Regions from separate parts of the Homo sapiens genome. Here region 2 is linked to region 1. A link is an interaction called in ENCODE POLR2A ChIA-PET data of the cell type or tissue named here. Cell type or tissue: PC-9. All regions are shown on one strand. Region 1 overlaps TNIK (TRAF2 and NCK interacting kinase). Region 2 overlaps TNIK (TRAF2 and NCK interacting kinase).

Evidence for each region. Peaks named below come from ENCODE experiments on the same cell type or tissue, not always from the same donor. Only the 100,000 strongest peaks of a DNase experiment are listed, where the experiment ranks them.
Region 2: POLR2A ChIA-PET joins it to region 1 with 21 read pairs; 4 of 35 experiments call an interaction of 5 or more read pairs at or near these places.

Annotation. Positions count from the first base shown.
Region 1 is chr3:171,445,127-171,450,126 of GRCh38, forward strand. All of the region lies in intron 1 of TNIK (TRAF2 and NCK interacting kinase), which reads right to left. LOC124906303 (a long non-coding RNA gene) reads right to left here. Exons shown (of 2, transcript XR_007096168.1): 2 at 1-5,000. Among named protein-coding and RNA genes, the nearest start is that of TNIK, 13 kb to the right of the region's middle. In PC-9, no CTCF peak of the experiment used is centred here; a DNase peak (open chromatin) is centred at 2,355; H3K4me3 peaks cover 439 bases; H3K27ac peaks cover 1,508 bases.
Region 2 is chr3:171,308,259-171,313,258 of GRCh38, forward strand. The region is part of intron 2 of TNIK (TRAF2 and NCK interacting kinase); the gene reads right to left. Among named protein-coding and RNA genes, the nearest start is that of TNIK, 150 kb to the right of the region's middle. In PC-9, no CTCF peak of the experiment used is centred here; a DNase peak (open chromatin) is centred at 1,963.

The DNA of each region.
Region 1 (5,000 bases):
TCTGATTCAATAGTTGAGCGAGCCCAGGCATGGTGGCTCACGCCTGTAATCCTAGCACTTTGAGAGGCTGAGGCAGGCAGATCCCTTGAGCTTAGGAATCCGAGATCACGTAGGAAAGCCCTTCTCTATAAAAAATACAAAAATCAGTCAGGTATGGTGGCACATGCCTGTAGTACTTGCTACCCCAGGAGCTGAGATGAGAGAATCACCTGAGAACCGGAGGTCGAAGCTGCAGTGAGCTGAGATCGCACCACTGGACTCCAGCCTGGGTGACAGAGTGAGACCCTGTCTCCAAAAAAAAAAAAAAAAAGTTGAGAGAGGCAGGGCCTAACAGAGGATCCTGAAGCTGCTGGTCCAAGGATCCCACTTTGAGAACTGCTGACTTAGGGAGTTAAACTGTCAACTAGCTTTTAGAAAATCACAACATGCAGGATAACATTTACTGAGAATCTACCAACTGCAGAACTCTCTACTACCTACTGAGTAAGCCGCACAGGTCCTTGCTCCAAACACCATCTAAATTGGCAACACAGGGTATACGTGCGAGGGGACAATACACAGACACATATCCAAAACAGCAAGAAGTAGTTAATACAGTCAAACTAAAGATGTTTCATTTCTCCAGTGCATTTCTTTATGATGTATCCTACGGTGCAGTTAAATCTATTACTCTCAGATGGACATTACTAAACCACAATGCGTAGCCATTCTTCCTTGCACTATGCCACTTCATTTCACTTACTAATGGCAGTTTCATCTGAAGCCAGGGCATGAAATGTAGAGAGGGACCTCATTTTAAAGCTTATTTATGTTATTCGTGTTGTAGCAACTGTAAGGATCAGTGTGATGATCAACACTCAGATTTCAGTGATAAGTTATCAAGCAGAGTCATCGAGTGCAGATATGATCTAATTCTGCCATCAGGCTGAACTGAAATGCACAAAAACAGTCCAACAGAATCTGAACTCTAACTTTCCCATCATTGTATAGGTTTTTAAAGCATAGCTAGCACCAACTTTCAAATGCATACTTTTCTCATGACCCTGTCCTGAGTTTAAGTGCATTTGTATCCAGATTATAATCAGAGAGGGTATTTAATTAGATAATGTTTGCAAGTACTTTGAAGATATAAAGTGCTCTATAAATGCTAAATATTATTATTATTGTTTAAATACAGTTTGCAATTACTGCTTACAACCTGTTCCACCCACCACACTGCTATCATTTGATTACAGGCAGCTTTAAAAAAAATACCTAGAGGTAGAAATGATGAAACCATATTCATGTGAAGCCCTGGATTTTTACCCTAGACATAAATAATTTATAGGCATTTTAAATGGAGGATTAGGTTATAAACTGTAGTAAATCAAGAAAATTGCCCTCTGCAAGACCAACTACCATAAAGTTGTGTCAATTTTAATAGTTTCTTACTTATAAACCAGGTTGAAAGTAGATTATAGTCCAGAATACGGAGCTTTTTACTCTGGTGGTTTCCTGTTCTATCTTCTATTTTCTCCATTAGAATCTTAAAATATCTACCTATGTGAAAAACTGAAAGCACAACTTAAGATTTTGATTTTAGCAATTGTCTGGCAGATTAAGGCTTGAGAATAGTCTCTATTCTATCATGGCCGTAGCTCACCTTGCTATCTTCTATGATCATCACAGAGTCAGCTGTCTCCAATTCTTAAAAAACTGAAACCTTTGAGCCTGATTCCACACATCCTCCAAACACACTTGCTGGATAATTTTCCAGAAAGAATGACAGTTTAAATGTAAACAAGCCAAGCTCAGTGGCTCACGCCGGTAATCCCAGCACTTTGGGAAGCTGAGGCGGGCGGATCACCTGAGGTCAGGGGTTTGAGACCAGCCTGGCCAACACAGTTAAACCTTATCTCTACTAAAAATACAAAAATTAGTTGGGCGTGGTGGCGAGCGCCTGTAATCCCAGCTACTCAGGAGGCTGAGGCGGGAGAATCGCCTGAACCCAGGAGGCAGAGGTTGCAGTGAGCAGAGATCGCCCCACTGCACTCCAGCCTGGGTAACAGAGCTAGACTCCATCTCAAACAAACAAATAAATAAATAAATAAACAAACAAACATCCCCTAGATACACTCCACAAGAATGTCACTGTTAATCCCCAAATAGCTACCATATTAGGTTTTTAAGGTTTTAGGCAAGAAAAAAAAAAAAACACGTTATAATCTGACATTGGTCATCTTACAAAACAAAGTTACAAGGAAGAAATACCTTGGAAATAGCTCTTAAAACACCACTATGCTCATGAAAGACAACTTGTGCCCTAAACCAAAGGCTTCTGGGAAGTCTGTGAGCCTCAGGGTGATAATACAACAGATAATTCTGATGTCATGACAAGGTCCATAAATCAAATGATGGCTATGTGAGTCACTATTGGCAGTGGCTTTGGGCCAGTCAGTCGTAAGCTCAGCCACTTAGTAGCTCTACGATCTTTGGTAAACTAATTGATTTTTCAGAGTCTTATGTGTTCATTTATAAATGCTACACACCTACAGCACAAGAAATTGGAAGCCAATCTGGCAATATCTAGAGCCTTAGAGATCATTCATACACTTTCATTCTAAATTCAATTTCTAAGGAGTTATCCTAAGGAAACAGAGATGCACACAAAGACTTATATATAAGGATGTTTATTGAAGCACTATTTATCAGTTGGAAAGTTAGAAATAACCTCAAGCTTCATCAACAGGAACTGGTTAAATATATTATGATCCATCTCCACAACAAAATGCTAAGCAGTCTAAAAACATGATTAGAAAGTTGAGCACTGACTGAATATTTTATTACACGTTAAATTTTTTAGGCATGATAATACTATTATGGTTATGTATTTTTTAAGTACACAAACTACTGAAATATTTATAAATGAAATAATATGCTACTTTAAAATAATATGGGGGAGAAGGTGGGTAGGAGTACAGATGAAACAGGATTCATTATGGGGGATAATTGTTCAGTAGAGAGATTATTAACCCTTTTATCTACTTTTTAATAAGAGTTTTATTGAGCTTTAATTCACATTCCATAAGACTTACTCTTTTGAAGTGTACAAGTGACTTTTAGTATGTTTCACAGAGTTGTACAAACATCTGCACTATCTAATTTGGGACGTTAGCAGTCACTCCCTGCCAGCAAGCATTAGTCTACCTTCTATCTCTATGGATTTGCTTATTCCAGACATTTTATATAAATGGAATCATACAACCATGTGTCTTCTCGTGTTTGGCTTTTTTCACATAGCATAATGTTCATCCATGTTGCAGTGTGTATCAGCACTTCCTTTTATTGTAGAATAAATATTCCATTGTAAGGATATACTATGCTACATTTTGTTTATTCATTCATTGGTTGATGGACACTTGGGTTGTCTCCTATTTGAGGTTACTATAAATATTCATGTACACTTTTTTTTTTTTTTTTTTGCATGAATACGTCCTTAGTTCTCTTGGGCATATACTTAGGAGTGAAATTCCTGGGTCACATGGTAACTCTGTATTTAGCATTTTGAGAAACTGTCAAACTGTTTTCCAAAATGGCTGTACCATTTTACATTCCTATCAGTAATATAGGAGCATTCCAATATTCTGTCTACTTATTATTATTATACTTTGAGTTCCGGGATACATGTACAGAACGTGCAGGTTTGTTACATAGGTATACATGTGCCATGGTGGTTTGCTGCACCCATCAACCCATCATATACATTAGGTATTTCTCCTAATGCTATCCCTCCCCTAGCCCCCCATTTACTGACAAGCCCCGGTGTGTGTTATTCCCCTCCCTGTGTACATATGTTCTCATTGTTCAACTCCCACTTATGAGTAAGAACATACAGTGTTTGGTTTTCTGTTCTTGTGTTAGTTTGCTGAGAATGATGGTTTCCAGCTTCACCCATGTCCCTGCAAAGGACATGAACTCATCCTTTTTTATGGCTGTGTAGCATTCCATGGTGTATATGTGCCACATTTTCTTTATCCAGTCTATCATTGATGGGCATTTGGGTTGGTTCCAAGTCTTTGCTATTGTGAACAGTGCCATAATAAACATACATGTGCATGTGCCTTTACAGTAGAATGAATTATAATCCTTTGGGTATATACCCAGTAATGGGATTGTTGGGTCAAATGGTATTTCTGGTTCTAGATCTTTGAGGAATCGCCACACCGTCTTCCACAATGGTTGAACTAATTTACACTCCCAACAGTGTAAAAGCGTTCCTATTTCTCCATGTCCTCCCCAGCATCTGTTGTTTCCTGTAATCTGTCTACCTTTTAAGTTTAAATTCCCCATGAAAAAGAGTTTTAAAAGTTATGCCATAGAAAAAGATTAATAGCATGAGAAAAGGCTAATTATTAGGTTTAAAAAATAGGTTACATATAATATGTACAATATTATCTCCACTTTAAAAAAAATCTATTTATCCATGCATAGGAAAAAACTACTAAGCCATACACCAAAGTGCATATGTGGTTATCATTAGGAATCATAAGTTTAAATAATTTGAGAATTCTTTTTATTTTTTCTCCATTTTCCAAATTTTCTGCACTGACCATGCAGAAACCATTGCAATGACCATTGCTTTTACAATGAGAACCAGAAAAGCCTTTTAAAAATTAAACAAAATTTTTGGGAGGCCAAGGAGGGTGGATCACCTGAGGTCACAAGTTCGAGACCAGCCTGGCCAACATGGTGAAACCCCGTCTCTACTATAAGTATAAAAATTAGCCAGGTGTAGTGGTGGGCACCTGTAATCCCAGCTACTTGGGAGGCTGAGGCAAGAGAATTGCTTGAACCCAGGAGACGGAGGTTGCAGTCAGCCAACACGGTGCCACTGCACTCCAGCCTGGGTGATGAAGTGAGACTCCGTCTCAAACATAAAAAAAAAATTAAACAAATTTTTAACAACTCAGCAGGCTTAGTCTGCTTTCTTTCACAGTCTGCATTTTTTGGGCCCTGGAGCC
Region 2 (5,000 bases), 140 kb before region 1:
GAAATAAAGACACACGCCTACAACCACCTGATCTTTGACGAAGCTGACAAAAACAAGCAATGGGGAAAGGATTCCCTATACAATAAATGGTGCTGAGATAACTGGTTAGCCATCCTGCACCCCTTCCTTACACCACACACAAAAATCAACTCAAAAATGCATCAAAAATTTCAATGTAAAACTTAAAACTATAAAAATCCTTGAAGAAAACCCAGGAAATACCATTCTAGACATAGGCCCTGGCAAAGATTTTATGACAAAGATGCCAAAAGCAATTCAAACAAAACCAAAAATTAACAAATAGGACCTAATTAAATCAAAGAGCTTCTGCACAGCAGAAGAAACTTTCAAGAAAGCAAACAACTTATGGAATGGGACAAAATATTTGCAAACTATGCATCTCACAAAGGCCTAATATCCAGACTCCATAGGGAGCTTAATTGAACAAGCAAAAAACAAACACCACCACTTAAAAGTGGGCAAAGGACATGAACACTTTTCAAAAGAAGACATACATGCATCCAACAAGCATATGAAAAAATGCTCAACATCACTAATCATTAGAGAAATGCAAACCAAAACCACAATGAAATACCATCTCACACCAGTTAGAATGGTTATTAAAAAGTCAAAAAACAACAGATGCTGACAAGGCTGTAAAGAAAAGGGAATGCTTATACACTGCTGGTGGAAATGTAAATTCATTTTGCCACTATGGAAAGCAGTTCGGTGATTTCTCAAAGCACTTAAAAACAGAACTACCATTTTGAACCAGCAATCCCATTACAGCATATATACCCAAAGGAATATAAATCATTCTACCATAAAGACACATGCACATGTTATGATCACTGTAGCACTATTCACAGTAACAGAAACATGGAATCAACCTAAATGCCCATCATTGGTAGACTGGAAAAAAAAAATGTGGTACATATACACCATGGAATACTATGCATCCATGAGAAAGAATGAGACCATGTCTTTTGCAGCAACATGGATGGAGCTGGAGGTCATCATCCCAAGTAAAATAACACAGGAAAAGACAGCCAAATACTGTATATTCTCACTTAATAAGTGAGAGCTAAACATTGAGTACACCTGGACACAAAGAAGGGAACAACAGACAACAGGGCCTACTGGAAAGTGGAGGATGGGAGGAGGGTGAGGATCAAACAACTATCTATCATGTACTATGCTTACCATCTGGGTGAACAAATAATATGTACACCAAACCCCTGAAGCATGCAATTTATCTGTAGAACAAACTTGCACGTGCACCCCTGAACCAAAATCAAAGTTTAAAAAAATGCTTCATTATATTTAATAAACTCCCAATTACTGATCTTACAATAAACATTGGTAGATATAACTAACATAAACAAAAGCTTCTTGAAGTCCTCAGTAACTTTTAAGAATGTAAAGGGTTTCTGAGACTAATAGTTTGTAAAGGGTGGGGGTTTTATGAAGAGAGACCTTTCATTCAAAATATTACTAAATAATAACTTTGCAATGTGGTGTCACACAAGCAGCTGGGTGTCTAAAAACTAAAAAACTTAAACATCCTTAAACTATTTTTCTTGAAGTCCAGCTTTCACCAGTAGCCCAGACTTTTCCTTTCTCTGGATTTTTGCTTCCTAGTTGTCCTCTTGGGGAGAAAAACTTTATCTCATTCACCATCTGCTATTCTTCCTCTCTGCTTTTGCAAAGAAATCCTTTTTCTGAAATCCCATCATCACAGCCACTCACTGGAGCTCTTAATCACACACTTCCTTACCTATTACTTAACTTCTTCCCATGTTAGTTACCACCTTTACTTCTTTACTCATTTTTCATTATTATTTATAACATACCTACTTTTTTAAAAAATTGAAATGATCCATGATAAAAGACACATGCTACTGCCTCTTTGGTAATACCTCCCATAGCTCTCTGCCTGGCAAACTATATGACTCACAGTTGAAGCTATGGACTTGTCTGGACTGCATCTTCTCCCTCCACAAACAGTGGGACTGGGCTCATACTGAATCTAATGCAGCCTCTTATAGAGCTGCTGAGCCATCATTTTTGTTTACAGGATTGCAACCCACCAAGATTATGAGATTTACAGTCACAATTGTAAATCAAAATTTACAATTTTAGGGGAAATTTTTCTTTCTCCTAAAACTAGCACAGAAAAGATGTTTGATAACCAAATCAATTAATGAATGTAGGGCTATAGATTTAGAAATTAAAATTTAAGAGAGATAAAAGGGTAAGCAAATGAACAAAACAGCAAAGCTACAAGATACTTCATACAGTACATTAAATCTCATTTTGGCCTTCCTGAAAGTTAACAGAGAAAAGAAAATAAGAGTTTGGATTCATTTGTTTCCCTCCCCTCAATTTCTTTTACTTTTTGTATGAAAATTTTCCAATTCTTTTTCCTATTCTACACAGTTGTTAAGCAATCTCTTGTTACATGTTCATATTTGATATTTAAATAAAGCTTTTCTTTTCAAGCATTATAATACAAAGTCTACTAGTCCCTCACCTTACATGTTGATAAGCAGAGTTAAAAAACAAACAAACAAACAAAAAGAAAGCTGATAGCACACTCTTTAGAATGGCTGCAACAAGCAAAAATATTTACTTTTTAATTTTCTTTCAGGAATATATCAAGCACTTATGAAACATGTGCTTCCCAGTTAATTCAGATCATGTTCTGTTTCCCCAAATGTGTATATCTTGTCAGCTCAAACACAAGTGGCCCCTGAATCTCAATCTCCACTCACCGCTCCTACTCATTAAAATTCTGGTGGGATGGTGAGAATGTAATAAAAAGATATATGTGAGCTTTATTTGCAAATATAAAAGCATGTCCCCACAGTATAGCAGAGAGAGAGAGAGAAAAAAAATTCAATTCAGTAGCTTTCCCATTCAAAGTTTGTTAATAGACGGGAAAGAAAATTCAACTCATAATACATGATGAGAACCTTTTTCACTGATTAACATTATACGAATAGTTTTGCGCGAAGTATTTGTGTGGGTAAATATTAGCATACAATTATTATTCACTCACTTGCTGATGACAGCACACTTTCCAGAAACAGCTGGGAAATGCAGAAGGAACAAGCTCACGAGTAAGCACCTACTGTGTGCTAGGAACTCCAAGTATATTTCCATTTAAGCTCCCTAAACATTTGAGAAGTATGCATCCATCACTTGTAGTACATAGATGAAGAAACTGATGCTCACGGAAACTAAGTAACTTGCTTAAGATGACACAAAAGAGGGAAGAAAAACCAGAATTCAGATCTGGGTTTGTCTGATTCCAGAGCACACGCTGATTTTTCTACATTGGGTTGCCACCTGGAAGTAATCTCTTAGTATTGAGAACCTTCCCCCAGAAAACAAGCATGTCACCTGAGCCCAACTAACCCAAAAGTATTCACCATCATTCTCCAAACACTTTTTTCCTGGCTTTCCCATTATTTTAACAAGTTATGTGAGTGGAAGAATAGAACAAATCACATCCTTTCTTTACAAAGGAATTTAGAGAACAAAACCCATCATTAATATTTCCCTCTTTCATCATCAACTTTCCTGTAATTCAGATAAGCAAAAACTCAGCCACCTAGATTTTTATAGCCGCATTGGCAAGAGTGTGAAGGATTCCAGCAGCAAACATACACGCAAGGTCAGGAAGTGCCAAAGCCACCAAGAGTACATGTGACTTCGGGGGTTGGGGGCGGGTGCGCCTGCCCACCCACCACAAATCTTAGCCATCTGGGCTGTGGAGAAAAAAAGGGAGGGGAGACATTTTGTGGCATTGCTCTGCACTTCCTCAGCTGTCCCTAACGGCAGCTCCAGATTAAAAAAAAAAAAAAAAAAAAAAAAAAAAGGGCTAGACTGGCATATCTGATTTTAAAAATATGTCCACAAATGAATATATAATAAGTTTAAAATATGGGGGGACTGGAAGGAAATACATCAAAAGATTAATAAAAGTTATCTCTGGATAGTGAGATGATCCATTTGCGAGCTCTGTGTTTTTCTAATTCTTCCAAAATTATCAGAAAAATATTATTTTTATATGAAAATAGTTCTATGTAACTATATGTAGTATATTATTTTAAATATTTCCGTTTTCAAACTTAAAAAAAACAGTTGCATCTAGAGGGTGGTAGCCTGACTATTTAGAATAACTGCCCTCCGTTAGGTCTCAGATAATTGAAGTAATACTCAGGTTTTAACGACTACCCACACAAACCACTTTGGATGTGCCCAAATTGCCTTGTTCTTGGTGGGTATCCAATGGGTCAGAAGATCTATTTAACTGGGTGCTTTGAATTGTTTGTGCCAGAAGTTTTCTTTTAGCTGGGGTCTCTTTCCTGTTTCATCATCAATTTTTAAGTTCCTAAAATACATCCAGTAAATTTACCAGTTTCCTTCATCTATGGTGCTGAAACTTAATAAATTGCTCTTTTTTCAGCTGGAATGTCACGATGTCCAGTTTATTCATTCATGGCCTTACCTGTGTGTCTCTGACAATATTACTACTTTGGCTTTCACAAGATTCATATTCCTGAACTATGGCTTATGGCTCAAATCCAGCAGCTCTCACACAGGGCACCTCCTTGAGTATTCATGGCAATTACTGATGCTTAAAGATGAAAGTCTTGGACCACAGCGTGCCATTTAATGTACTTCTGACCTTGCAGATCTGTGTGTGCTTAACTTCTCCACGTGGATCTCGCATCCTCCCAGGGTGCTACGCCGAATAAGAGATTATACATCAGGGGAATCACTTTGCAGTCACCGAGACAGTGTTTTGAAAACGAAGGAAGAATGCAAATGTGTAGAAACTACTGAAGAGATTTTACCAGCAGGTAGTTTATAAACTCAAAACCAGGAATATTGCCTCTAAGGATTGCAGCTTGACCAATTTTTTAAAGTGTATCTTTGTTATTTTTTTGTGATACTCTCTACCAACATTTAGCTTTCTTTCTTTCTTTCTT